Regions from separate parts of the Mus musculus genome. Here region 2 is linked to region 1. Evidence: chromatin loops called from intact Hi-C (ENCODE). Cell type or tissue: gastrocnemius. All regions are shown on one strand. Links, peaks and the distances in the headings refer to the core of each region. The heading gives the core; the rest is flanking DNA.

What was found. Hi-C counts contacts between places; a loop is a spot of excess contacts. Peaks named below come from ENCODE experiments on the same cell type or tissue, not always from the same donor. Only the 100,000 strongest peaks of a DNase experiment are listed, where the experiment ranks them.
Region 2: a loop joins it to region 1, with 6 times the contacts of the local background. A loop is called at or near these places in 29 of 42 quality-filtered maps.

The regions. Positions count from the first base shown.
Region 1 is chr8:27,278,804-27,281,714 of GRCm38, forward strand. No RefSeq gene overlaps it. Among named protein-coding and RNA genes, the nearest start is that of Eif4ebp1, 20 kb to the left of the region's middle. In gastrocnemius, for the core only: a CTCF peak has its summit at 1,387 (motif pointing left); a DNase peak (open chromatin) is centred at 1,370.
Region 2 is chr8:27,224,769-27,227,679 of GRCm38, forward strand. It overlaps Adrb3 (adrenergic receptor, beta 3), which reads right to left. Exons shown (of 4, transcript NM_013462.3): 2 at 2,489-2,911; 3 at 1,958-2,025; 4 at 1,008-1,760. The coding sequence ends at 1,986. Among named protein-coding and RNA genes, the nearest start is that of Gm45470, 3.2 kb to the right of the region's middle. In gastrocnemius, for the core only: no CTCF peak of the experiment used is centred there; DNase peaks (open chromatin) are centred at 1,420 and 2,556; H3K4me3 peaks cover 135 bases.

The DNA of each region.
Region 1 (2,911 bases), core at 181-2,680:
AGATTCAGTAAGTGACCTGCAGAAGATTCCTGCCTCCATTAAGAAATGTGTGCCAAGTCTTCCCTACATCCAATGCCTTCATCCTGGAGAACCTAAAACAAACACCCGAGAAAAACGTTAACCCAAGGAAGCCTGACTAAGTGTACACACAGAAACAGGACAAGGTAACAGAGTAGGGACAGACGGAAGGATGTGGAGACTGGAGAAGAGTGTGCATGTGTCTTAGTCACTGTCCTATTGCTGTGAGACGACACCGTGGGCACCACAGCTCTTTATAAAGGAGAGCGTTTAGCTGGAGCTGGCTTACCACTTCAGAAGCATGGTCTGTTATGACAGCCAGCATGGCAGGCACGGTGTTTCAGCAGTAGTGAAGAGCTATGTTCAGGTCTGCAGAAAGAGACCATCAGGACTGGAGAAGAGAGGGAGGGTGAGAGATCACATACTTAGGCCCATCATGGGCTTTTGAAACCTCAATGTCCACCCTCAGTGACACACTCCCACCAACAAAGCCACACCGCCCAATCCTTTCCAAGTTGTGCCATTCCCTGATGACTGATCATTCAAATATATGAGCTCATGGTGGGGGTTGGGGGGAGGGGGGTGAAAGTGGGGGTCGGATTGGGGTGGGGGATGGGGCACTCACATATAAACCAAAGCAATCAGAAAAGGTGTACCTGGAACATGTTTCTGTGGACTGTAAACTGTGCCAGTTGGTGTGTTGGTTGTCCTGGAAATTGAGATGACAATGGAGTTCAATTGCTGGAACAGCAGAATAGCTGTAAGAATAATTTCTATACACCTGAAACTTGAAGCACTTGGCAGGTCACTGTTTTATTAGTGTTTTACATATGTCCATGGGGAGTGAATATTAGAATTAGAATTCCAGTTCCTGTTGGTTCAGCCTCAAAGCTAGGGTCCACATAGGTACCACGCTGAACGGACGTGAAGCCTGAGTTTTTCAGGCTCGGAACTCTTAGCAGACAGCTGTTGGTTAGAGTTGAGACTGGTGTTGAGGGACCTAGAGCCATGCAGGTGTTTGGTGGTCTCTTGGGTTTGAACCAGGGATAGCAGGGATCGAAGGCTCCTGAGTAGTGAGTGCCTGCTGTGTACTAAGCACTTAGTAGGTTCGGAATCCCATTAGGCATGTATGCTGTGATTCCTTTTGTGGATTCTCATTGGAAAGTCAAACCTGGCCTCCTGGAGGCCAAGTGTCTCCACTCCCTCAGGACATACACCCTTTTGTTGTAGGACAGACAGTTAAACCTAGCACGAGCCAGCACCCCAGTGAAGGCAATAGAGAACTCTGTTCTAGACATTCTCTGATCCTCAAACTCCAGAGCAGATTTTGATGTCACTCGGTACTGTGGTCAATGCTGCCCCCTGCTGGAAGAGTTTATTAAAGTAAGGAATACATAAGTTTCTCAGATAAGGCTACTTCATTTAGACTCCATTCAGGAGTAAGTGAGGGTGTTGTATGTGTTGAAGACCTAAGGATTCTGCAGGTTCTCTGTTAAAATGCCACCGGACCCTCACTTCCCGCAATAAGGGGAGGGGTTTCTGAAGATGGCTATGCTACCCTCTGATCCCCACCTAGGCTTGGGACAAGCTTGTCAAGATCTTCTTTATTCATTGGACCAAGCAAGACGGGCCTGTGGACAAACTGCCTTCTGATTGGCCCACCACTGGGCCCTTCAATAGCCAACTGATTCCTTCCATTGCAGGTCTTAACAATGTTTATGTGCAGCTTTTAGCAAGCTGAGTATTTAAACATTTTCCTAGGCATTTCGTGGTCAAACCAGAGAAGAAAGACTGCGTTCTAGAGCCTTATAGGATGGCTCAGATTTGCACTGGAATCGGGAACATTCTCTCTCTCTCTCTCTCTCTCTCTCTCTCTCTCTCTCTCTCTCTCTCTCTCTCTCCCTCTCTTTGTCTCTCTCTCGTCTTTCAGCAGAGTCCCATATAGCTCAGAGTATCCTTGAATTCCTGATTTTGCTGCCTCTATTTCCCAATTGCGGGGACTGTCTAGCCCAGTTTCATGTTCTGAGTCTTAAAAAAACTAACCCAGATCCCCAATCAGGTCTGTTTTCTGGCTTTCCAGCTGAACCTCTTGATTCTCCATGACGTTTCTAGCATACTAGAAAGCTCAAGTGTCCTATCAGCATCAATATCCAAAAATTTACACAGAGATTTAAACCAACGTATAGTATGCATTTTTGGGTTACTTACTGTATTAGGGTTTCTGCCGCTGCGATAAAATACTAATGACCAAAAGCAATTTGGGGAGGAAAGAGTTTGTTTTAACTTACAGCTTTTAAGTCCATCAGCAGGGCAGGAACATGGAGGCAGGAACTAGATCAGAGGCCGTGTGTTTCTCTCTCTCTCTCTCTCTCTCTCTCTGTGTGTGTGTGTGTGTGTGTGTGTGTGCATGTGTGTGTGTGTGAAAGCCAGGGCCAGGGAGCGAGAGTGGTGGGTTGGGGGGGCAAGGGAGAGGAAAGGGGGTAAGGGATTTTCTGAGGGGAAACTAGAAAAGGGGATACTATTTGAAATGTAAATAAAGATAAATTTTCGTGATAAACTTGACTGAACAGAGAGTCATCTAGGAGACACCTCTGGGTGTGTGTCTTTGAGGAGTTTCTAGAGAACTTCCATTGAAGAGGAAAGATCCACTCTGGATGCAGGCAGCACCATGTAGGGCGCAGAAGCATCCTGCTGCTCCCAATGGGCTTGGGGTCCTGGGCTGACTGGAAAAAGAGAAGAAAGCCGGTGGTGCACCACCATTCACCTTTGTTTCCCTGAGCGCACACAGTGTACCAGACAGCACACCTCTGCTCCCATATATCTCCCCTATCATGGTGGGCTGTTCTGCTTTGCTTTCTGTTGCAGCAGGAAACACTGATGAGGAGGAACAGGT
Region 2 (2,911 bases), core at 136-2,635, 54 kb before region 1:
TGCATTGGGTTGGAAAGGAGAATGTCATCTTTGGTATGCAAACATCCTGAGACATAAAACCTGAGATCCAGGAGCTCGGGGAACTGCATAGGTTAGGTCCAGTCCACAGGGAACACCCATATGTGGAAAGTCATGTAGCTTATCCTGTGGGCAATAACGGGAGGTTTTATATCTTAGGACCCCCAGGCACAGCCAGTGCCCTGCACGCTATGCCACAGGCAGGCTACTAAACCTTTGGTGAGTAACTGCCTGTTGCTGGATGGAAATCAGCCTGATCATGGATGGTCTTTGCTCTTGGAGTTAAAAAAGAGCCAGTGCAATACTCTGGTCACTTCCATAGAACCTCCCCACACCCCACCCCAACCCCCGTGAGAAACATGTCAGATAAGAGCTGTAAAAACTGAAGCAAGGAAAAAAATAGTATCAAGAGACAGTTGTGACTTCAGCTTTGCTTCTAGAGGAAAATGGAGAGTTCTACAACCCAGGAAGGAAATGGGACGGGAGAGGGTACAGAAACATGTATGTGTGTGTGTGTGTGTGTTGTATACACACATCTATTAATATAACACAAGACATATTGTCCCTTCTCAAACCAGTGCCCTGAACCTTTAGATACACAGGCACACAAAACTGAAGCAAAGTGTTTGCTGATGTCAATGAGACCTTATTAAGCCACTCTAGTTTGTGGTATTAGACATTCTTGAGCCTGGACACAGCAGGCCCCATCCTCCACCCATGAAGACAGATATGTAATGCAGGACCACGCTCCTTCTTGCAACCAGATCTCAAAAGTTTCAGAAAAGGTGGGGAGGAAGGCGAGGCAAAGACTCGACTGCCTCACTTACACAGACAGACTTTCTGGTTGTGTCTGATGAGGATTAGGAAGAAAGAGGCAAGGATTACTCCTAATTTACTGCCCCTGTCAAAACGCAGCTCGGAGCAAGGAAGCCAGCAAGCAGGCCACGAAAAGAAAACAAACCCAGAGAAAAGGCGAGCAGGGGACAAACCACATTCAATAATATTTATTAATTTGATTTTAAGTGGAAAAAGGACCCATTCCAATAGTTTGACTTCTTCCTATGAACCCTGGAATTTCCCCCCCAAACCTTGAAGTCCTAACTGTGAGGTAGATTAGAGCTGTTTTGTGCCTATTGTGAGAGATGGTCCAAGATGGTGCTTAGAGAGCCATAGTGAGGAGACAGGGATGAAACCTCAAACTTTTTTTTTTTCCTGGATTCCTGCTCTCAAACTAACCAGAGACACAGAGCCTGGAGACAGAGTGATTTGTGGAGGAACATGTCGATCATCAGGGTTAGGAAAGCAGTAGGAAGAAAGGGAGGGAGGGGTGCTCTCTTTTCCCTAAGCATACAGCACAAACATAGGCAGGGACTGGCAGGCCTCCAAGGCCATAGGGCTCCTCCCAGGGCCGTCAAGCACAGGTGGCCTGCCGTCCCAGCTGCTGAGGTAGTAGTGAAGTTCAAGGTGGGTCTTAGACAACTTCTCTCGGAAAGAGAGAGAGGACGGTGAAACCCATTTGGTAAGATTTCCCTTACACCTCGTGGTCTAGTCATCGGTTCTGGAGCGTTGGAGAGTTGAGGTTCCAGGGGACTCACTCTGAGTAGAAATCAAAGGCATTATAAAAATGTTGCATCCATAGCCGTTGCTTGTCTTTCTGGAGGAAAAAAAAAATCCCCAGAAGTCCTGCAAAAACGGAAACAATATTTCTTGGGGCAACCAGTCAAGAAGATGGGGATCAAGCACTGGAAGGAAGAGGGAAGTGATTCAGGAACCCTGAAAAGCATATTCACTTTTCAAAGATATAGGGACCATTCCCGCATCCCTCTACTCCACCCCCAAATCCCATAGGGTCCATCCTGCACCCTCCCTCCCCCCCAAGTCCCACCCTATAGTTCTAATCCAGTCCCTGAGGGAGGAAAGCAACTCCAAGCCAACTCACAGCTTCCTTGCTGGATCTTCACGGCCCTTCACGTGGGAAACGGACGCGCACCTTCATAGCCATCAAACCTTTGAGAGAGAGCGGGACTGAGGCCGAGGACTAGGGAAGTCCATTGCTGTCTATGGATATCCCAGACAGGTATAGAGATGCCTGGGTTCCCGAAGAAGGGAACTAAAAAAACAAAACAAACAAACAAACAAACAAAAACAAACAAACCCCAAACTAGAGGCGACCAGAGAGGTCAGAAACCTGCCGGAAGAGCAGCAACTGCCTGTGGGGGTCACCTGGTCCTAAGGTGCGCAATTATCCCCTTCCTCCCTTTTGCTTCAGACCCAGGGATTGGATCCAAGAAGAGAAAGGGCCCGTTTTAGTTCCTACCTCTTTTCTGTCCTCTCAAGACAAAGGCCACCCCCCACCCACACACACACCGCACCCCCATCTACATCTTCCCCTCCCCCAATCTCCAAACTCAAAAATAGAGACAGAGACGTCCCCACCCAGAGACTCCGGTCCCCCGCTCGTGTCCCCTACCTGTTGAGCGGTGGACTCTGCCTGGCTTCAACAGGGCTGGCTGGGAAGGTGACTGCGCGTGGCTCCTCCGGTCCACGGCCACCGTAGCTACACAGAAGACGACGGAAGGCGTCGCGAAAGTCCGGGCTGCGGCAGTAGATGACCGGGTTGAAGGCGGAGTTGGCATAGCCCAGCCAGTTCAGGGCGATGAAAACTCCGCTGGGAACTAGAGAGGGCCCCGCGAGTGCGCGCAGCACGTTGGCCAGGAAGAAGGGCAGCCAGCACAGAGAGAAGATGCCCATAATGAGACCTAAGGTGCGCAGGGCGCGGTGTTCCCGGAGTGGCAGGAGGCGCGCAGGCCGCCGGCCGCAGGGGGGCACTCCATCCGGTGCCGCGGGTGTCCCGCCTGTGGCAGGGGACGGAGAGCGCGACGGAGACGGCGGA